Linked DNA regions of Homo sapiens: region 1 is linked to region 2. The links are chromatin loops, found by intact Hi-C in ENCODE. Cell type or tissue: heart right ventricle. All regions are shown on one strand. Links, peaks and the distances in the headings refer to the core of each region. The heading gives the core; the rest is flanking DNA. Region 1 has its middle 180 kb from the start of LINC00347. Region 2 has its middle 24 kb from the start of LINC00347.

The links. Peaks named below come from ENCODE experiments on the same cell type or tissue, not always from the same donor. Only the 100,000 strongest peaks of a DNase experiment are listed, where the experiment ranks them.
Region 1: a loop joins it to region 2, with 4 times the contacts of the local background. A loop is called at or near these places in 4 of 110 quality-filtered maps.

What each region holds. Positions count from the first base shown.
Region 1 is chr13:74,720,212-74,735,900 of GRCh38, reverse strand. No RefSeq gene overlaps it. Among named protein-coding and RNA genes, the nearest start is that of LINC00347, 180 kb to the right of the region's middle. In heart right ventricle, for the core only: no CTCF peak of the experiment used is centred there; no DNase peak of the experiment used is centred there; H3K27ac peaks cover 774 bases.
Region 2 is chr13:74,572,590-74,580,589 of GRCh38, reverse strand. No RefSeq gene overlaps it. Among named protein-coding and RNA genes, the nearest start is that of LINC00347, 24 kb to the right of the region's middle. RefSeq lists an enhancer at 5,118-5,631. In heart right ventricle, for the core only: a CTCF peak has its summit at 6,731 (motif pointing left); a DNase peak (open chromatin) is centred at 4,679; H3K4me3 peaks cover 1,170 bases; H3K27ac peaks cover 3,340 bases.

The DNA.
Region 1 (15,689 bases), core at 1-8,000, 160 kb before region 2:
TGAGAGACCCTGGTTTTTCAAGTTGGTCTCATAGATACCATAAAGGAATGTGAGCTACAGGCCCCAAAATGAATCTGATTGGAAGTTTCTTGGATGCTGAGTTAGTCTCTCAATTGAGTATCTAAGAGGCTCACCATAGGTAGGTAAACAATGGATGTTTGTCAAATTTGGCTGAGATGATCAGAGCCTGGGTTTGCAGTTAGTAAATTTGTGCTAGCTTCCCTCTGGTTGTGTACCCTGAATTTGAAGGGCTGATGAAGAGTAGGATTATTTTAAGTGAATAATTTGACATACAGTATTTTATTAATATCCATGCCCAAGTTAAATAAAACATGAGGAAGGAGTTTGATTGAGGTGTTGAGAACAAAACATGTGACACTCAAATTTTAAAATAGGATGTTGAGCTAACTTTATGAGGGCCAGTCTTTACTCAAACAATCAGCTTAATTTACAGAGAACAAAAGTGCCCATAAATATTTGACCATGTCTATCCTGAGTTTAGTTACAACTCATTATTTTAGGGTCTGAAATTCACTCTCTCCAGCAGAAGCACAACTTCCACAATCCGGGAATGATATGTATGTGTGTGTGTGTGTGTGTGTGTGTGTGTGTGTGTTTTGCATGAAACACATTTTCCAAAAGTACATGTATTAGTCTGTTCTCGTATTGCTCTAAGGAACTCCCTGATCCTGGGTAATTTATAAGGAAAAGAGGCTTAATTGACCCACAGTTCTGCAGGCTGTACAGAAAGAATGGTTTGGGAGGCTTCAGGAAACTTACAATCATGGCGGAAGGCAAAGGGGAAGCAGGCATGTCTTCACATGGCACAGCAGGAGAGAGAGAGAGCAAAGGGGGAAGTGCTACACACTTTCAAACAACCAGATCTTGTGATAACTCATTCACTATATTGAGAACAGCAAGGGGGAAGTCTACCCCCATGATCCAATTACCTCCCACCAGTCCCCTCCTCCGTGAGATTTGAGTGGGGACCCAGAGCCAAACCATATCAGCACACTTTGTTGAATTACACTGGATTGAATCAGACACATATGAATTGAATTTACTTGAAATCATGGTATTGAACATTAAGAGGCTAAAGGGCTTAATGATGTATTTCAGATTTTGACAACATGACAAACCAAAACTTTTAAATATTGGAGTAGGTGAGCTCTGTCTTGAATACAAGGACATTCTATTAACAGAAGTCCTTGCCCTAAAATGTACCCTGGGTCAGTGGTCAGCAAACTTCTGTAAAGGACCAGACAGTACATGTTTTACACTTTTTGGGCCACATAGTCTCTGTGGCAACTACTTACCTCTACTGTTTTGGCACAAAAAAAGTTATAGACAATACATAAATGATAGTAGCTGTGTTCCAGTAAAACTTCTTTTACAAAACTACTGTTATCTGGTACAGGCCAGATACAGTAGTCTGAGGACACTTGCTCCAGATGAAGAGAATCCCTAACAAGAACTGGAAGTATCCTCTGGTATGGCAGATTCTGAACATGTGCCAGCTCCCCTTTGTGCCTGAGCTCCAGGACATCTCAGGGTGCCCTGAAAACTGGTTTAAGGTAGCCTGGAATAGTGTTGTGCCCTGTTATCTTCTTTCACTCTTTATTGTTGTTTTTATTATCTAAGTAATAAAAGTCCAGAAAAAATCAGAAAGTACAGTTGAGCAAAAAGAAAATAACACATCAGAATCTCACGCCTTAGAAAAATTATTTTGTTTTATATCATTTTATGTATTTTACTATGTGAAGGACTGATATGTATTTATAAATACATTATTTTATTTATATGTATTTATATATATACACATTATATACGTATATGTGTATATACACATACACACACACAGACCATTTGGTGGACTTATAATGAGTTTGATTAACCACTAAGAACTCTTACTAAATCAATCATGTAGCAGTGGATTTTCCTAGGTGTTCTACTATTGTCAAGTATAAGTAAAAAAACAAAAAAAAAAACAAAAAAAACACTAGCCTTTAGTTGGTACAGTGGAATAGAGAGATAGAGAAATAAAAATAAATTAATATACCCCCTTGTGATCCTAGATTCTAATTGTAATGGAAAGCAACTTAGTTTTCATGCTATGTTTTATTTTTAGGTCATTTTCAAGTGCACAAGTATATGTATTTTTAAACTGTATTGATACAGTTTCCCTTCTACCAAATCATTTCTGGGTGTTAGAGTTTTACTTTGGAAAGCAATGACCTAACTTCAGTTGTTAATTCCCTTTCAAAATATCCCAAAATTTGGGAGCAGATGCAAGGATCCTATTGAAAATCTTGACCATCTTGGCTGTTTGGTGCAAATCTAAATCTTGGCTTGAAAAACATTTTTTAAAATTTTTGTCGGGGGGTGGTGAAAATTCAATTTTAGAACTTGCCTCGTATAAGGACTTCTTAAATCTACTTTCAGAATCTAAATACGGAGTATGCCTTTAATGATATCCGTTTAAAAATCAAGGGAATGGAGATGCCCCAGCTGGGAGGGTATGGGCAGAAAAAGCTTCCAGTGGCCTCTTTCATTTAATCACAGTCAGCTTTCCTTCTAGGGGGTTCCAAATTAGCAGTGGGGCAACTTTTATTTTTTATTTTTCAGTTTGAACAAGCAGGTGTTTCTTTCATGAGGCCCATATGTTCCTTCACAAGCTTTATCCAAAGCACCTACAGTATAGCCTATGGCAATGTGGCACACGGCCAATTTCCTTACAAGACTTTCCTTTTTATTCCAAGGAGAATATGTGGCAAGTGAATGTAAGTGTGTATGTGCATGTGTTTAGGTTCATGTGTGTGTGTGCATGTGTGTTGAAGAAACAGGGCAAGAGAACCACAGCATTCTCTTTGGGTTGGTGGAGCATCTACTCATTATGCCAGAAAACCACAGCGAGGATGAGCCCACAGTGAGGCCTGAGGTCCAAACTGACCCCACGCCAAACTCCCGCTCATCGGCATATTTCCCAGCAGGCTGTAACGTGGCTCTGGCAGACCCTGAGAGCAGCTGTGTCTGCCTGGCAGACAGGCAGTAGTTCGACCAGGTGGATTTCTTAAGTTAAAAATAACGGTCATTCTGAAGAAAGAAGAGCACCACTCAAAGTTGACTGTTCCTTGTTCAATCAGGATCACCCACAGGAACCCAAAGGAGTGAGCCAGGGCGAAGTGATGGAAGTCTGTAGAGGTGAGAAAATAGAGAGCCTTCTACTGTAACTGCGGGGAAATGGGAAAACACCTGGAAGCCCCGATATCTGGCCAAGAGGTGTGTGAGAAATGATTTTCTGTAGAAGTGTAACTTCATGATCACCATCAAAGTTTATGAGTTGCTAGGGAGGAAGTGAACAATGTTTAGGAAAGGAAAAAGCTTGCCCTTCAGAACAAGCAACTGGTCTAACACTTATGACAGGGACATTAAATAATTGAGAGCAAAAAGCTGTGTGCTATTTGGTCCTACAAGCTTGAAAACGAACCTGCCATCTCTACTCATCCTATACTCACCTTTATGTCTGTATTTACAGGGAAGTGAAACATATGAATCCCTTTATTCTATATTTGCTAGAAATATGGGAGTATGTTACCATCAAAAGATACTACTACAAAAATTCTTAAAAGGTGATAATTAATAAATTTGAATTGAAACATGCCACAAATATAGAAATTGCAACAACTTGTAAGAGTAAAATCAGTGGCAGTGCTCTGCCTGAGCATGATATTTAAAAAAACAAAAACAACAAAAAAAAAACACAAAAACTATTTTGAAATAAAGAAGATGAACAGGACCAAATAGCTACCTATAAATTATTTCGCATTTGGTTTTCTTTCATTCCCAGCGCAATGCCTTCTGGTGATTTGCTTCCTGAAGTGCTGTTTGTGTATTAGCAGTGTCTCCTTGTTAATTGTAAATTGTAAATTTCCGTTAGCAGCATTTCTTTGGAGCTTGCTAGAAATGCAGAATATCTAGCTCCACCCCAGACCTACTGAATCAGAATCTACATTTTAACGAGATCCTCAGGTGATTTGCATGCACATTAAAATTTGAGAAACTATCCTGGTTCCATTCGGAAAACTTAATTTCTATAGTTAGTTACACCTATTATTTATTCCAGGCAATGCTGATTGTAATATTTATCCATGGTTGCTGGGTAATGAAACCATCAGTCACTATCTCAACCTACATGGGGATTCTGAAATAAAAGTTAAAAACCTTTCTCAGTGTTTTGGCTGAAATTGACAATACTAGAAGAATTCAATTTATAGGAATAATAAAAGCAAAGCCATATGTAGTCACACATTTTGAATTGCTGAAGTTTAAATCTGTTTGCTTTAATCACATTAGACCCTGCTCTATTACTCTAGGACAATTATTTCAAGGAAATGATGACATCACGGAGCATCTCATTAAAGGTATTGATTAGCTGTCATAAAGCCAGCTCAGAATGATATTCGGTGCCAATTAAATTGAAGCCTTATGTCTCAAATAAGATTGTATTAGCTAATCTTAAATTTTGTCTATTAGACTATGTGATAATTTAGTCTAGTAGATAAAATTAATGAATTTTGTCTACTAGCTAAAATGTACAAAGATACAGTATTATTCCTTGATTGCTACAGTCTCTTCAAACAATGGTGAAAAGTGATTCACGCTTCAACTTTGTGATAAGCGGACAACATGAGATTGGAGGCACCAATGCACACACAATGAAGCATAATGCATGGAAGAATACAGTGGTGACAGGGGAGTGTGACCTCTGTTTCTGTAATCTGAGACTGCATCCTGCTATTGACCTACTCTCTCAGCTTCACCTAACACCAATGGAAATCCTGTACGTGAAACAATGACAGGATATTTCTGGAAAAGTTATAAAAAGTCAGGGCTCTGGAGAGAACTATTCAGAATGCATTGTTCATGAACTCATGGAATCTTTACATAACACCCACCAAATAACAGTATTTTTAAAATATCTAAGGAAATTCCTTACTTATCAAATTCAATCGGCGTTTACTTTAAAAGAAAAAAGCAGTTTTGGCCTCTAGGCATTAAAGATTTACAGTTTAGATATTCAGAGGAAAATTATTTTTAATGAACTAATGTAGCGATTCTTGAACTTTCACATGCACCAGGATCATCTGCAAGGCTGGGTAGAGCACGGGATTCCCTGGGTTGTATTCCAGATTCTGTAGGTCTGAAGCAGGGCCTGGAATTTGTATTTCTAACAAGTTCCCAGATGATGGTGATGCCACTGGTCCAGGGACCACAATTAAAAATCCCAGAACTAAAGTGTATTACCGATTACTCGCATTGCTAATTTTATGTTCATTTATTCTACAAATATTATTAATTATTTTCTGTGCATCCAGGACAATGCTAGTTGTTAAGGATGCAAAGTTGAATAAATCATCCTTGCTTTCCATAGTCTGATATGATTTGCTGTGTCCCCACCCAAATCTCATCTTGAATTGTAGCTCTCATAATTCCCATATGTTGGGGGGGAACATGGTGGGAGATAATTGAATCATGGGGGCAGTTTCCACCATACTGTTCTCATAGTAGTGAATAAGTTTCATGAGATAAGATGGTTTTATAAGGGGTTTCTCCTTTAGTCTGGCTCTCATTCTCTCTTGTCTGCCACCATGTAAGACCACGCCTTTCGCCTTCTGCCATGATTGTGAGGCCTCCCCAGCCACGTGGAACTGTGAGTCCATTAAACCTCTTTTTCTTTATAAATTACCGAGTCTCGGGTATGTCTTTATCAGCAGCCTGAAAATGTACTAATATGTAATCGAATAGGATTACACAGTCCCATAGAGAAGTACCTATTTTCCTTAGGCCATAAATTAGAGGCGGTAAGCCCTGCCTCTGCCCTGTGTATCGGTGTAGAGACTGGTGTCGCTCATTCCCTGTGCCTCCACTTCCCTCCACCCTCAAAAGGTCTTCACAGTACATGGAGGGTTCTGTCTCAATTCCTTCCTCTTCCAGGCCCCAGGAGATGGTATTCAACATTAGCTGGCCATCCAGACTCCACATCCAGCATGGACTACCATTCCCATGTTGCTCACTGAGTCTTATTTACTTTCTGTTATTTACAATATCTGTGACCTAGCAGGTCATTTTCTTGCAAATTGGAGCTTGAGTCAGCCTTGTGCATCACAGTCACCACACCTAGGTTTCCACTTTGGATCCTGCTCTCCTGATTTGCTCTTGCAAGGAGCATTTTTGTAACAGTGCAATTACTTTCATTTCACTGATAATAACTATTCAAGTAGCCCACCTGGATATAACAGGAGCTGGGAAGACATCTCCCAGTTACATATCTACAGTAGGGAAGGGTGGCACAAATCCTTAGCAGGCCATGTATCATCTCTTCCAGAGTCCAGCTCTCAAATATCCACAAACACCTTTCCATACAAAACACACTCACCGCCTCAAGAGGACAAACCAGAGTTCATCAAACTCTAGTTCAATCCTAGCTCAAAGTCCAGGATTTCTGAATAATATCCTCAATATTCCATCAAGAGTGTATGTGGCTTCATTTAGTTTAGCAACTTATAAAAAAAAATCTCCATTATACAGATGAATAAAGACAAACTTAGATGAAGTCACGTGCTTAGGTCATGGGTGGCAGAATCAAGCTTCATACCTGGTCACTCTCACTCCAGAACTCATGCTCTTTCCCCTCTGCCACTCCACCTCCCTGCAAGGAGTGTCAGAATTAGTGTGAGCAGTTGCTCTGGAGTTGGCTTCCTACTGGGGATAAACTACTTTTAAATCCGCAAATTTTTATATCTGCATCACTTCTTTCAAGAAAAGAAGGGCTTTTACTGAAAACAGTTGAAATGAAAAATTCACCTGAGGATATACATACAAGCTAAAACTTGGACAAGAGAGTGAGAGAGCTGAGAGTGGGTTATAGGCAGACTTGGGAGACCTCTCCCCAAGGCCACAAGTCACTCTGAGGGCAAAGAGGGATTATCTGGCATCTACCAACCGAGTCCCCTTCAGAATGCCCTCTAGCTAAAATTCACAGAGCATGTCACCAGACACTGGGCTGGAAGGGACAAACTGGCCTGAAAGATGAGTTGGTTAATCATGACCAACCAATTGAGAATCACAGCTATTTATTCTACAGAAAAACGTTGCTGCCAAACATAGCTAGACACTGAGGGCTTTCATTTAGAGTAATATGCTTACTCTTTTCCTGTGTTTCCTATGGGCCCAGTTTTGTCTTGTCCATGCAGTTGTAGGTAATTCACCCTAGTATTAGCATGGGATTAATTCTTAAGGAAATATGAAGCAAGTCAAATATTTTTCCAATTTAAGTTAATCATAGGTTTCTGTTTATTTATTCAATTAAAATTATATGTTATATTTTAATTAAAACTAAAAAATTACTTACCACATTTTCAGCATGTTTTCTCATGTTCTCCTAAAAATTATGAGAATGATTGTAATTATTTCAATATGCAGAGTGAGCTGGAATAGAAAAAACTGAGTTTATCATGAAGCTGAGTATGAACCTTTAAGTTCAAAGATTGTAGGCTTCCTCAGAAGCTAACAATGAGAAGGGGATATGAAATTGTGATAAACCTGTCTCAAAAACCTCTTACATGTGACCAAGTAGAAAATTAGCTTCTGCATGCCCTGCATGATGTGACCCATGAGAGGATGAGGGGACAGATACTGATCGCCTAAGCTGAAGTCATGTACTTAGGAAAGATAGCCTTAGTTCTTAGGTCAGAGACTCAAACTTGTTTTTAGTTGACATGTTTTGACCCCATTTCCACTTTTAAAAGACCTATATTTCCAAGCATAGCTGCCCTTACTCCCAATATATACAACTGTGCTTATGATCCCAGTAGAGGTGTGTAAGTCTTTGCACAGGCAAGATAAAAACATGTTACCCACAGAGTTCACATTTATCTGGGCCCAGATGGGGACAGATGGAGCAACCTGAAGGCAGGATTGAGAAGGAAGTAATATCACACTATAATGAGCCTGTATGATCTTCATCCATTTCTTCCTTAGTGACATCCTATTTCCAGGATTCCAGTGTCTGGAGAGTTTGTCCCTTCCCTGATTGTACACTGGCTTAAATAGATCCTTTTAATTCCCCTGACCAGATCAGAAGCATCCCACCCATAGCCTTGCTTATCCCAGGCCTCAGGATCCATAGCTGTGGGACTCAACCTCCAATCATCTTGGAGGTAGAATGAACTTACGTCCTCTTGTTTCTATAATAATACACTGAGTGTCTGTCTTGCTTTCTCACCCATGGTAACTTGACTATGTTAATTATCATTGTAAATTCATGCATTGGTTTTCTGGATTGTCATATTTATCATATCCTTCCTTCCTTCCTTTCTTCCTCCCTCCCTCCTTTCCCCTCCCCTCTCCTCTCCTCCCTTCCCCTCCCCTGCTCTGTTCTGCCCTTCCCTTCCCTTCCTCTGCCCTGCCCTGCCCTCCCCTCTTCTCTCCTCCCTCTTTTCTTTTTCTTTCTCTTTCTTTTTCTTTCTTTTCTTTCTCTTTCTTTCTTACTCTTTCTCCTTCCTTCCTTCCTTCTCTCTTTCTCTCTTTCTTTTTCACAGGGTCTCACTTTGTTGCCTTGGCTTGAGTGCATTCTCTTTTCTTTCTTTCTCTCTTTCTTTCTCTATCTTTCTTTCTCTCTTTCCTTCTTTCTTTTCTTTTCTCTTCCTTCCTTCTTTCCTTCACTCTTTCTCTCTTTCTTTCTTTCTTTGGGTCTCACCCTGTTGCCTTGACTGGAGTGCAGTGGCACGATCATAGCTCACTGCAGCCTCAGACTCCTGGACTCAAGTAATCCTCCTGTCTCAGCCTTCTGAGTAGCTGGAAGTACAGATGTGTGCCACCCTGCCTGGCCATATTTCATCATTTCTAATACATGTTGTTTCACTTTTTAAAATTTTATCCTTTAAAATATTTTAACATGTGCCTTATATCAATGGCATCTTTAGGCAGGTGGCATTTGTGACATGGCTGGCATTAATCATACTTGGTTTTTATACCTGGTGCCATGAGTAGACAACTGCCACCACTTGTGTTTCAGTCAACAAACTATTTTGTTTTGTTGTTGTTCACTTGAAAATGAAGTAAGAGTTCAAGCTCTTGCTGAATACCACCTTCAGCTGGCACCTTCCAATGAGCTTATGAAAGCACCAATATCAAAATATGCAGAAAGTGTGCCAGCAGTTTAGAAGAAAATGCTGAAGATAAAAGTAATGTATTAACATTTAAGACATGCTTCATCACCAATACCCTTCATGTAATAAAGCAGGGGCTCAAACTCAAGCATGTGTCAGAATCACCTGCAGAGTTTGTTAAACACAGATTGCTGGACTCCAATCCAGAGTTTCTGTTTCAGTAAAGATCTGGTGTTGGGCCCAACAATGTGTGTTTCTAACAGGAGTCCAGATGATGCTGATGTCACTTGTCCAAGCGTTATATTTGCAGAACCAGTGTCCTAGAGAATGATTTAAAATGAAAATGTTTCTCCATCTGCTAGCTCTTAGGGCAGCATGAAGACAGCTTGACACTGAGGCAGCTTCCAGAGTCAGCTCTCTGGAACTCCCAAGCAAATTTTCCCATTTCCTGGACCATAAATTTATCTCTCCACCATACTCTATGGACTTTCCTCTTTTTCTCCCCAAGCCTGTGGCCATTTCTTCACATCTCTCCTGGAAGAAGCATTGGCCCTGCAAATATCTTTCAAATCCTGAGCGATATTTGCTCATTTCTGTTTTTCTTCTCACAGTAATTATTCACAATTCTTGATGTGAATGGGTGGCAGAGGAGGGGGTATCTGGAAGGGCGGGTGAATCCACCTTTGGGATTCATTTGAGAGAGTTCAGTGAACTGAAGAGAAGATTTAATGCAAAAGTCTAAAACAGAAAACAATATATTTTTTTCATTTTTCTACTGCTGCACATCCTTCCCTATTTAATGTTAATTTTTATCTTGGGTTTTCCTCCCCTAGAATTGAGGAACTGGAACTCTGTCTAAATCTATATCTTCTGAATAGTTAATTCTCACATGCTCCAAAAGAAGCAACGAATACTCCTCCAACATGTAACAAGTATAAATTTTACTTTAATGAATCAGATGTTTGCAAACAAGGATTTTGCTTTATTTTGCACCTGATATACTTCTCTTGACTTTTGATCCCATCGTCTGAGCCATCCATCTGCTCGGAGCAAGCTAGCCATGCTCTCCCATTTCAGTCGACTCAGTGTAATCCAAAAATATTCCAGCTGAAACTAAGCATTAAGATTGTAGGCGCCATTCAGTGCAAAGCTTCTTTCTCCAGGGTACGTGGTGTCCTTGCATGCCTGCTCACAGCTATGAGAAGGAGCTTTCAGAAAAGAGGCAAAGCCAAAGCCCAGCACTGTCCTAGGGCTCTGGTGATGCCCAACTGCGAAGCCTTGATTGTTGCCCCTATTACTGTAGATGGAACTAATTGCTCACTCTGTCATGAGGCATGTTGGATACTCTTAGGACCATCATTTGGGTTCTCCTCAGTAACTACTTGGTAATCCTGATAAGACATGATTGGGGTTTTTTCACCTCCCCAACTCTCCCCTCCTGCCAACCATGAGCTTTCTACCCATCATAGCTCCATTAATCAGATCTCCCTTCTTGGGCAGGTTTTTGTTTGACAACAAACAAAGTCATGCTCCCTAGGAGAAGCTAACACCTTCCCCTACACTGTTTGTGGCCATAGGAATCTTGGGAATTCCTACCTTGCACCATGAGGCAGTCTTTACTTTCTTCCACCTCAATCTGTTACTGCCCACTTTCTGTTGCCCTTCCCTGTTGCCCTCCTGTTCTACCTGGATCTGGGGTTCTGCTAAACAGCAAATGCCAGGAGAGAAGCAAATCGTGTATTTAAAATTACCCCTAAGCTTGGGAGAAAATCCACCCACTGTCTCCATTATCGAGATTACCCAGGAGGCCGTGCACTTGATTCTTCCTTTCCTTATGTTTCCAACTCTCATTCCTCCAACTTCTCAGACAAATGTATATAGCCATGGAGAGTGGTGGGGGAATTGTGGCAGGGAGGTGTTGGGTTGGGAGAATTAGAGTCATTTATTTTACTTGTTCACTGTGCCTTGGGGCTTTGGGTAGGGTGTCTGGCTTCCAGGAAAAGATGCTCATTGAATTTAAGAAGTGAAATAATATAAAAATATTTGTTCTCCTCTATACTTTCTCTTTACCTATGAGTGGAAGGGGCCAGCAGGTAGTCTGAAGACTCAAGAAGGGGCATTATTCATTGATACTTCATATTATTTTGTTACCTACTTCATTTTCTGGTGAGCACAAATTTGCAGGAAACACACTTCTCAACTGGGGTTCAACCAAATTTACAACATAAATGTTTGAAGCCCTGCCTCTGAGCCAAAGTAAGTTAATTAAGATAATTCATTAGACCAACATCCATTGAGTACTCCAAATATTTATATATATATGGCACTGGCTAGATAATAATACATGGGTGATCATGGTAGGAGTACTGAAGTTGGGCAGAGGGTCAAGAGATATTTCTGAGAGGAGGCGGGTATCAAAATATGAAGACCAGCTGGCCAGCATGTCAAGAGGCCACATGGAATGACACCTTTATATGAGCCAAAATAATAAATGTCCTACTTCAATCATTGTAGTTATAAAACTTCACGGTGCCTACTTGTGTCTATGCTTGTCTCTGCTTAAAACACAAGCACCTTGAGGGTGAAGTCCGTGCTTTGCTCTTTGCCAAAATCTCACACCTTACCTGGCAAACATCAGATGCGCTATGAGAATCAGTAATTTGTTGGAGCATTATTATTATGAATAGAATGCTGAGTAACATTCCAAAAATTATTAAACCTTGAGAATTATTTGACAGAAACAAAATATAATCATTCTTTAACTACTGGTGTAAAAATTGCACTCTTATATCAACCACTCACAGTTGAAATTAAAATGGAATCTCTCTCATAACAATATTAGAAGAAGAAAATTAATGGCTTTGCATTAATGAGCTTCCTGGTTTATTACTTAATAAATTACTGTTAGTTACAAGAAATATTTTAGAAGACTGTAACTGTTAGATACACTATATTCCATGCATATTGATGTCATGTTAAATTATTTTGACTTCCTTTTACAAAAGACAAAGAAAAATCATTTAAAGAATTATAAGGATGCAAAATGCTAGCTCTGGTGACCTGATGTTTTTATGATTATGTCATATATATCACAAATAAATCATAGCCATTGTATTGTTGCATCTTGTTAAATTGTATGAAGATCTAATTTAAGGCCAATGTTGATAACATTGTAGATAAATTAACCATGTTCTTTGCATGGATGGTTTTATAGCAGAGACTCAGTGGTGAGGAAGTTAAAATTCTGTTAGAATCTCCATTATAAATTTTCAAAGCATCTTGTTCTCTGATTGAAATTTAGTAGCAAATCCTAAGACTAGAACTGTCTTACTAATTAAAAGAAATTATTTTACCCTGGTTAAAAGATGCAAAGTTACAAGGAAGTTAATGCATCTGTATTTCCTAGCATTATTAAAAGATAATGTCTACCCATACAAAATAGTAAATCAGGACAGAAAACACCACGTATTACAAAAATGAATACGAAATTATAAAATCAAACCCAAGACGAACCAGCAATTTGACACTTCCCTGGACCTCTCTTAATTGTCAGTGAAAAATGGAGTTTTAATAGGAATATATCTAAAATCTTTCTACCTATTATCTACCTGTGATCTATTGCTTACACTGTATTATCAGTCACATCCATCATTTTTAGTGTTAACAGGCCAAACACAGAACTAAAAAGAACATTCCATATTCCATCTCCCCACCAACATGCTGCAATTTCTTAAGCTCTATTGCAGACCATAGGAATTTATTCCCTTCTTCAAGATTGCCAGGAAGACCATCCCGGTTCAGCTCATGCATAGTGTAAGAATCCTCACACAAGCGTATCTTTAAAAGGCATTTAAATTGGCAAAATATATAACTTTGTAACTTAGCAACGTTAGACTTATAATAGACACATTGTAAGTAACAATTAATGTCTATAGCCCACGAGGATATTATACTTGGTATAACTTAGATCCTGAAAGATTAATTTGCATAATAGACTATGACCACATTAAAAAAAAAAAAAGACAATTATGCCTAGCCCAAAGTACTTTATCATAAAAACAGACACAGTCACGTGGGAACTAATTTTCTATTTGGCTTCTTTCTGTAAATCAATATCCGAAGAAGCCTAAAGTTTCTTAAGCTAAAACCAGAATGAATTACTTCAGGGAATGAGATTCCACACCTGACCAATGTTCCCTGGCTACAGGACAGGAAAATCTTTGTTGTTTATTACAACATCCAAATACCATATTAAGCGCTTAATTGCGAGTAGTGTTATGTGAAATACTAATATGACAGGACTTGGACTTTAAAAAAGAACTTGAATAATATGACCAGGGCATGCCTTCAGCACATACAAGGCATAATTGCACTTCATAAATAGGGAGTGAATTTTTCCAGTTTGACTGAGTAGGTAGGAAATTATAAATCTCTCTCAGACTGTTATAGTTTAAGCCAATTTTCTTTGATTATGTCAACTGTAGGGCAAGAGAACTGCTTATTGCCAGTCTCTGACAGCCCTTTTTCTATCGAATGACTATAAAATATTTCCTAAGTTTTATGTTTTGCCAGCAGAAAAAAAAAAAGCCTTGTTTTTTCAATATTTCTTTCAAGTGTGATATCCAATTAAACCATGTTTGCAGCTCTTCTTTGAATCCTCTCTGTATTCTCTATAACCCTCATTCATTTGGTAAGTGTATGCCAATAATGTTTTGATTTTTCCCCCAAGAGAATGGCTCATATTCTCTTCTGTGTTTTTTGTTTTGTTTTGTTTTTGATACATTCAGTGTTATGCTTGTGTTGTACACTGCAGACAGGTCTTCATTGCAGACTTGGAGCAAGCTCATCACCCACCATGTCCTACTTTCTTATCCAACCTATGTTTCGTCAAACCTTTGCCTATTTGAACTTGTGCAAAAGCTCTTTTCTTGGGTGTTATGCAGCAATTATCCTGTGGAAACCTCTCTATTAATTCTTTAGTTTACAAGATCACTTTAGTTCTACATTTGTCTCCTGAGATGCTGAGCATGCTTATTAAAGGAAGCATTCTTTGAAAAGTCCAGGCCACTCCCTTATTAAGACTTGGAAGAGACAGAGCACAGAAATGAGTACTGTGTAATAGTATTTTCTTGATGCCCCTCCAAATTGACATTAAATTACTCATAGACATTTTATATGATAGGATCTTACAACTGGTTGTATATCCAATGAATGATGGGTGTTGTCTGTATTTTGACATAGATACCCATGCCCTGTGAAACTAAATTAAAATCTTTGCTGTTATGAAGATAGGTTGAGTCTCTGATTTCCCGTAAATCTCTCCAGCCTGCCCAAGAGCAATTTTTCCTAACTGAGAAAAGACTTTAGCTTTGTTAGAGGAGGGGATTGTCACTGAACTTCATGAGGTGGCAGGTCGGCTTCACCATTTCCCCTTTAGGCTTCTCCCTAAGGGATGGTGAGCTGCTCATCTTATCATGGCTCCTATCTCGAGATCATGATATTCACCGGGCTAGGTTTTGCTAGAAGTGTTAGGTAAACGGGAGCCTAGAAGAGCCAGGGTGACTCCATTTTAAAATCAACTCCATCTTAATATTAGCAAGGCACTCAGACCTCCTTCTCCCCCTCCCCGCTGGTGCTCTCTGGTTCATGTGGGAACAGATCTAGTCAGGTCTTGCTTCAAGAAAACTCCAGCTGGTATTTTGTTTCTTCTCTTTTTCTTCCCCAACCTTCACCTTCAATCTTCAACCTTCAAAGATGTCATTTTTCTTTCTGAGCCTGCAGTCACACCTGAGCTTGCTGGATCTAAGATTTATATTAAAAGGGGAAACAGGGGGCCTCCCTTTCATCTCAAGTCAAAATTATATGCTCCAAATACCTTGTCAAAGAGGCCCTATGTCGGGGCATCAGGTGCTGGCTTAGTTGCTACTAAAACGGCACGGTATTTCCTATTTTTCTATTATTCCTTGTGTCTATAGTGTCCTAGGGGCTGTCCATGGAAAAGAGAGGTCAGGAAGGTCACAAACACTTCAAGGTCCCTAATAGTAAAATCATAAAAGAAACAAACTTATTAACGTTTAACATTGACACCCAAGTAGAGGCCAGTGGATGCTGTTGTTGGGAAACAATTTATCAGACAGGGAGGTTGTGTGATGGGTTTTATCTGGTACAGTCCATTTGGCTTCTCTGAATAATAAAAAAATTATTTGTTTTAGAGTGAAGAGGCTTTTCCAAGTGCTTAAACTGTCCAGCTGCTTAGTGAACAAGGATCTAGCTCTGGTTGAGTATGGAAATATCTTTCCTGGGAAAATGTTTTCGAGGTGGTGGTTTTTCCTGGGAAGAATTTTAGAGGTTATTAATTTTTCTTTATTTCCCAAATGCTCATTTTCTATTCTGTGATGGAGGATCAGGAATCTCAGCAAACACAGAAGGGCTTCATCGGATATAGGGCTGTGCATAAGCCTGGCTATGGAGCCCAGCAGAAAAAGAGAACAGTTGGTGTGGACACATTGAAGGGAAGGA
Region 2 (8,000 bases), core at 1-8,000:
TTCCAATGTGGCCCAGGGAAGCCAAAAGACTGGACACCCCTGCCTTAGATGTTGTTGTTACTATTGAGGATGAGACCATTATATTCTCTAATTGGTTGTTGCTGTTACATAAAAATGCTAAGTATCAAAATTTCTGTTTTGAGATTTAATTCTGCAAATTTTCAGAACACTAGTAGTGCTGATTCCAATTTTTTAAAATTAATTTTATTTATAAATAATCATATCACTTGAAACAAAATTTAATTTTATTTCATCCTTTATAATTCTTATACCCCTACCTTTAAAAAAATTTCTTTCTTTTTCTGTCATATTACATTGTCTGAACCCTTTAATAAAATGTTGAATAGTAGGAGTAAAAACAGATATCCTTGTACTAGCCCTGACCCTAGAGAATGCTTCTAACCTCTCGCCATTAAATATGATGTTCCTTTCAATGCAGTGGCAGATACCATTTGTAAGGTTAAGGAAGGTTTTTGTTTCAACAGACTGCTAAAAATTAGCATCATGAATTGGGATTGAGTTTTTTACATATTTTTCTACATTTATTTATCATTTTGGTTTGTATGAACTCAGTTAATATTGTCTCATATGAGTATATCGACATATTGAAATTAAACTATTTTTCACTCATTAAGAACATGGTTTAGTATATTTGATGTGCTATTTTTTTTATCTATGATCATAAACGGGATTGGTCTACAATGTTCTTTTCTTATATTGTCTGACAAATGTTTAGTAGTATATAATTTTGGATGGAAGGTGGGGGTATAGGAGTTGTTTATAAGATTTTTTTATCACTTTTTGTTATTTGAAGATTTACTGAGTCTAGATATAGACTTGGTTTAATTTATCTTTCTCAGAATTAAGAGGGCTTTATCAATATGTTGATTCATATCTTTCACTAATTCTAAGAAATTTCTTGCCATTATGCGAGCTGAGCATACTCTTTTACCACATTTTCTCTCTGTTCTCCTTTTAGAATTCCACTTTTGGTTATTCTTATTCCATCCTGCAGGCTTTCTGACATATCATTTGTCACATTTCTTTATGTACTAAATTCTAGTTAATTGTTCAGGTCTATTTTCCAATTCACAAATTTTTCATTTCAGCTGTGTCATTTCAATATCATTTTTCATTAATAGAAAATCTCTTTAAAATATTCTATTTATTTTTCATGGTGATCTGTTCATTACACATGTTCTACGTTTTTTCTTCTTAAAAATTTTAAAAATATAGTTAGGTTCATGATTTTCAGATTTTTCTATTTTCTCTAGCACTCTTAGTTTGTTTTATGTGTTTTCTGACTTGATGCCATGGTCTATTCTTATTTCACACAGTTGCATTTTCCAAGAAAGTCCCACAGAAAAATATTTGCCATAGCATCCCTACAGATTTATGTTTTCTTTTATACTCCATTAGGGGAATTATCAACCAAAGGTCTTTTTTGTGTGTTAATTTCACAAATCTGGAGTCCCACCTTGTATTAGTCCATTTGCACGCTGCTGATAAAGACATATCTGAGACTGGGAAGAAAAAGAGGTTTAATTGTACTTATAGTTCCCCATGGCTGGGGAGGCCTCAGAATCATGGTGGGAGGCAAAAGGCACTTCTTAACATGGTGGCAGCAAGACAAAATGAGGAAAATGAAAAAGCAAAAACCCCTGATAAAACCATCAGATCTCGTGAGACGTATTCACTACCACTAGGACAGTATGGGGAAAACCGCCCCCATGATTCAAATTATCTCCTATCAGGTCCCTCCCACAACATGTGGAAATTATGGGAGTATAATTCAAGATGAGATTTGGATGGAGACACAGAGCCAAACCATATTACACCCCACATAGGTTGTGAGTAATGTACAGGCTGGCTTTGGACACTTGTAATGAGCAGTGTTGTTTCAACATCTCACACACTCCACATGTCTTCCTTGGTCCAGAGGGAAGGATTTCTCTAATCCTCCTTTCATGGAGTAGGCAACCCTTCCTAAGTCCTGGCCTTATGCAAGAACATCATTTCTACCCCCTTTCCTTGCACAAGTTCCTTGTCATGCCTTTGACCCTGCATGGGCAATGAAATTTCAGGCCTCGGCATTGGGCTTGTGACTGAAACTTACATCACCCCAAAGCTGCCCCAGTGTAGGCTCGTATGCAGACTTCTCAAGCTTTGAGTTTCCTCTTTGCATCTGAAGATTCCCATTATTCCTTTCATAGATAGATAGATAGATAGATAGATAGATAGATAGATAGATAGATAGATAGAATATTATACAACATATCTACATGTTAGAGATTACAGGAGGTAGGGCAGTCCACTTTATCCCCTCCTGCCATAGTGCTGGAAACAGATGTCTGGTGTACTTCTGTCCTTCACTGTTGTCTGTAGCTCTTTTCACTCCTAACCTCTGCCAGGTAAACTGGGCATTTTTATCATTACATAGCCAGTATGGTGAAGGTCCTGGCTAATGATAGGAACTATTAAAAAAAAAAAATCTTGCATTTTATTTCCCAAGCTTAGAACTGGACTAAATTTTAACAAGGACCAACACAACTTTGCTACTCTTATTGAATCCTTTGACACATCACAGCCTTCTCTACCATAGTTAGACACAGACCAGCACTTTGCAAGTCAAGTAGCTTTGGCCCTCTCCTAATCCAACCAGAAGCAGGAAATCCCAGTGTGTTCCTAAGATGGTCTGTAAAATTGTCAGTGGTGTTTCAAATACTCACAAGATTAAGATTGTTTGATTGAATTACAAAAAGTATTTCAGATTTAAAAATATGCTTTTATAAGAAAATAAACACAGTTCAGTTGTATTTAAAATCGTAATGTATTTTTATCAAGTACACACCGTTCATCCTAAGCATGCTCTGTTTTCACTAATTTGTAGTAGGAACCCAGCACAGCATAAACTGGCTTTGCTTCAGATGTCTTTGTTCATCAGTGGGAAAATAGTCATCAGGATATTCAAAAAGGCATCAAAATTTTCAGAAGCACCAAAAGGGACCTTTGTAGTGATTCTAAATTTTCCATGGATTTCCTCTCAGTGGTTGTAAATATCCTTGAAAGGCCATATGAATTGTATCACAGTAGTTCAGGGGGAATGTTTGCTTATTTCTCAGCTGAGATATTTCTGTAAACAATAGGTCCCCATGAGAAAGCCAGATCCCTAATGTGGCTGATAATAGTTTGCTATATTTGCCAAATTGGAGAGTTTGGCAACATTATTTTCATTCTCTAACAGGAACTATTTCTTCCTTTGAGAGAACGAAATTATTTCAGAGTTGTATGTGAAACCAACAACAAGATGTTCACTTTGGGCCCCACAGTTTAAGAGACCTTTGGGTCATATGTTTTTATTATGCTTCCACGTCCTGTATTTAATACCTACTGAATTGAAGGTCTATGGCTAAAGTCAGAAGATGTATGGGTTCTATTTTGAACATTTTGCCTATACACTACAAAACTGATTTTCTTGGCTTCAATGAAATAGTCCTAGTTTTATGTTTCCTCTTGAGCGAGTATAAGCATATTCATTTTGAAAGCATCTAGGACAGTATTTACTAAGTAGCATTTTTTAGAGAGAGACACTAGTTTAGGCACTTTCACAAGCAGTGTATTATTTAATCTGAACCTATTCCTTTTGCAGGAGTGTGAAAGAAACATCAATCCAAGCTGTTAATTTTTAATGGCCAATTCCATTATCTCTTCTCCCATAATTTGTCTGCACTTTTTCTTTGCCTCCCATTCCCTAGCGCTAAAGTTCTCATTCATACCTTGGTCGGAACACACACATCAAGTGGCTTTGACACTCAGGTGCAATTACCAGTGATGCATTTGCCTCCATGCAAATGTCAGGATGTAGCAGCAGAAAGGTTACCTCCTTGCACTGCAGGGATAATCACTCTGTGAAGTGCCAAAGCTCTATTCACTTCATGTCCTTTTCAGATCCAATTCGAGGTTTCTCGCATCCGTCACAGAAACTGAGCCCTAAATCTGTGTCTCCTGGGACAGTCACACTAATTGGCCATCCCAGGTTTTGTTTTCTCTTAAGGTTCAGGAAGAGATGTTCCCATATGGAAATAGGAGGTTGGTCTGACTTATTGGGACCCATTCTTGCAGGGTGTTTAACCTTCAGGCTTTGGAGTGGTCAGTCATCTAGTTGACGTCTCAGGGGTTGAAAGTCAGGGGAAAGTGCCATCTGGATTCATTATGACTGTCTAGAATCTCTATCTCTTTCAGCTTGTGAAGGTCTCATCTCTTTGTCCTAATCTTTAATTATCCCATTAAGAGGAACAGGTGAAGCAAGGGGCGCTTCTGGGGTCTTTGGGAGAGAGAGTGGGAGATAGGAAAACAAAGAGACAGAGGGAGAAGATGAAGAAGAGCATTTGGGCTCTCCTTGTCGCTGCTGTTTTGCTCATCTCACCAGTTTGGAAAAGGGGGTAGGGACACACATGCTGGCTTTCTCTCCAACGCAGCTGAGACCTTTATGAAATCACTGCAGAGGCAGGGGCGGCAAGGCACTATTTTTATCTCCAAATTGATTCAGCTGCAGTCGCTGCTGTGCCTCTGACTTCATTGCTTCCCGGCCCTCCCCCTCGCTGTCCCCACTCCCAGCTTAGCCCGATTTGGAGACTTATCTTCAGCTTCCTGCGCCGCACCCTCCCCCCTCCTCCACGGCCTGGGGCCGGGCCGGGGCGGGCGGGCTCCTGCCGGATACTGATAGTGACAGCAGCAGATCGTGCCGCGGGCGCTGACGTCCCGCGGAGGCGCGCGGCCAGGCATCCGCGAGCCTCTCCGGGCCGCGCCAGCATCTAATTGTTCACTCTCCAATTTTCCCTGCCCTTGGGAACAGGGTTCCACAAAGAAATTTCATCAATTGAAATGCTGCACGCCTGAACATTTGCCAAATGTGTCCCATCTGACTAAGGTCTATGCTTTCAAATGTTGTTGCTAGGAAGAAAGGACATTTACACGCTGGGCTTGTCATCTTCCCTTCCTCCTAGGTTGATGTGGCTCCAGACCGAAGCTCCTGGAGAGAGTGGCTCGCCTCAAAGGACCGGAAGAGATTTTCTTGTTTAGGGAGGCAGAGGGACAGGGCGGGTTATACCACCCACCCTTGTTTTGCAGGTGAGGTTCCGAGTTGCCTCTCTTCTCCCTCTCTTTGAGATGCTGGGAGCTCTTCCAAAGCCGAGTGGTTTTCTGTTTCTCTCCATCCCCTGTGCCTAGAAAACAGGGGACTAGTCTTCAGAAATATTTGTTACAAGGAGCTCACAGAGTGTAGGCTCATTTTAAGTACAAACAACCTACCATTAGGAAAACAAAAGGATGTGTCAGTGGGCTGAAGATCCGGTGTCCCAGCAACTCCTTGGTTAATTGTCTGAACTCTCTGATTTCACATGGGCCTGACAGCACCCAGTGGAGACAAGTGGCAGGGCTGATTGAGTAAATGAGTGATGGAGTGACTGTCACTTGGGACAGGCAATGATAGTCTGTCTCTCCCCAAATGTTTTGTGTGTGTCAACGTTGTAGGAATGCTAAACTAGATCAAATTCCACCAGAAGGAATCTATCACCTAATAGGGAAGATGAGATATAAGCAAATCCAAAATGCAACTTACAAAACCAATGCCAAGATAGAGTTAAAGAGAAGATGATGAGAAAGATGTCCAAGGAAGGGCACAAATGGAGGCTTTTAGGATAACCTGACCTATGTACTGGATAATGATAAATGGGTATTATTTGAACATAAAATGATAGCGAAGAACAATATTCTAGGCCTGTGGTGGTGTGCAACATGGTAGCCACTATCCATGTGGACATTTAAATTTAAATTGGTTAAAATGGAATGAAAAATTCACCTCTTCAGTCACACTAGCCAATACTCAAGTACTTGATAGCCATGTGTGGCTAGTGGCTACTATATTGGAGAGTGCATATCAGTTTTATCATTACAGAAAATTCTACTGAATAGTGCTGCTTTTGAGGAAGAAAACAGCATGAACAAAGGCACTGAGGTAGGAAATCTCAGGATAAGTAGAAGGATCACTCAATAGCTTGGAGTGAGTGGAACAGCAGATGAATAAAAGGAAGCAATCGGAAATAAGGGGACCAGAGGAAGCAGGCTACCAGATATGAGGTTCAAACATTACATGTATTTTGCAGGTAATAGGAATCCTTAAGGTCTGAAAGCGGAAAAATGATATGATCAGAGCTATGCTTCTGAAATATAAATATGAACACCAAATATAAGAGTTTTTTGAGTGTCTTTTAGTTTTCAGAATCTGTACGCACCTATTATCTTGTTTAGTTCTCAAAACAAGCCTGGGAATAGGCAGAACAAATATAGGGGGAAAAAGCTTGCAAGGGCATGAGTGACTTGGCCAATGTCACTAGGGAGACAGAAAAATACTGAAAAGAGTCAGAAAAAACAAAAAATTCTTCCAGCTGTGAAAGACAACCTCCTTCCTCCACCACATTGCCCCATTGGTGAATTTTCCTTTTTATAACAGGAGCTCCTGATACACATTACATTCCCTTCCAAGAGGTGAATTACAGTATTAGATTACTGATAACCCTGAAGAGGAGGCAAAAGGCCATGTGACAAAGTGGCTTCAAATATGACATCGGTAAGACACAATCACAACAACAAATTGGAACCATTTAAAAGAAAAGCCTAAGGAGGATTTACTGTCCCCACCAAGGCTGCCTTAGGCTGTGTGCGCGGCGCCCCCTGGAGTTGGTCACCCACAGAAGCCCAGATCATCACCAGCGGGAGAAGAAAGCAGGTCTCATCTAAACGCAGAGGGAAAGATAGAGCTGAGAGAAGTTTCTGGTCCCTTGACAGAGCAGCTTGGGCCTGCCTGGGAACACTATTAAGAAGAAAGCACAGCGCAGGTATTCCAGAAGAGAAAAACTTGGAGATTCTCAAATCATACTTCATGGTTGACTTTGAACTCTGTGTTTGGGAAGATGAGCGTGAATCAGGCCATCAGACCAACTTACGATTGCTTTCTAGCCTCTGCATTCTAGCAGAGATAAGCTAATTAACTTCTCTGACTCTAAATGTTCTCATTTATAAAATCTATAAAATATAATAAATATCAGGATTGTTGAGAAGATTCAATGTGAGATGTATGATGTGTACAACATGCGAAGTGGTACAGTACGTACCCAATACACATAACTTTTAACTCTCCTGAAGACAAGTGTGTGATTTTTAAAACATACGTAAAAAGGCAAATGGGATCTTGCGGTTCCAGACCAGAAAAGTGAAGAACATTTATCAGACTGCAATAAAGTCTGTATTTCAGGTCCCCAGGAATTATTATCCCTCTCTTGGAAAAAAACAAAATTTTTTCCACCTCCCGAGTGAAAAACAGTAAATTTACAGACAGAATATTATCTGTTTCCTTGCCATCCATCCAGCTGTGGAGTTGAAATACAAACTGAGTTCGGGCTTCTGAGAGAAGGTTTATATGGATTTAGTAAGGTGCAAATCCCAGCCCAAAGGTAAAATTTGATATCCGTCACTGATAAAAATGCATTGCTTCAGGCCTGAACTTCTGTCTCCTCCTGCTTTTAATCCTGCTTTCTTTCTAAACGCCAATCAGTGGAGCAAATATTACCGGTCACCTCATTCCCTACATGTTATTACCTCTTTTATACAGTTTGGCGGTATATTCTGGGTATAAATAAGCTACAAATATTTATAGGGCAGGTCCCTCTTCGAGTTGCAAACATGTAACAATCACAACATAGAATGTCAAGAAGTCCTAACTATTTTTCTTTCTTGGTTTCTTCTATTTGGGGAAAAGGTTTTCTTCTAATGCTCATCAGAACAGCTGCCTCTCCCAATCCCTTAAGTAGCAAAGTAAATGGAAAAAGAACATTCTCAAACAAGCCAAATCAAGACCATCGTTTTCAAAGGATTTTTAAAAAATGAAGACAACGATATTTGAAGCAAGAGAAACAAATGCCTTCTAAGGCTTAAACTAAATC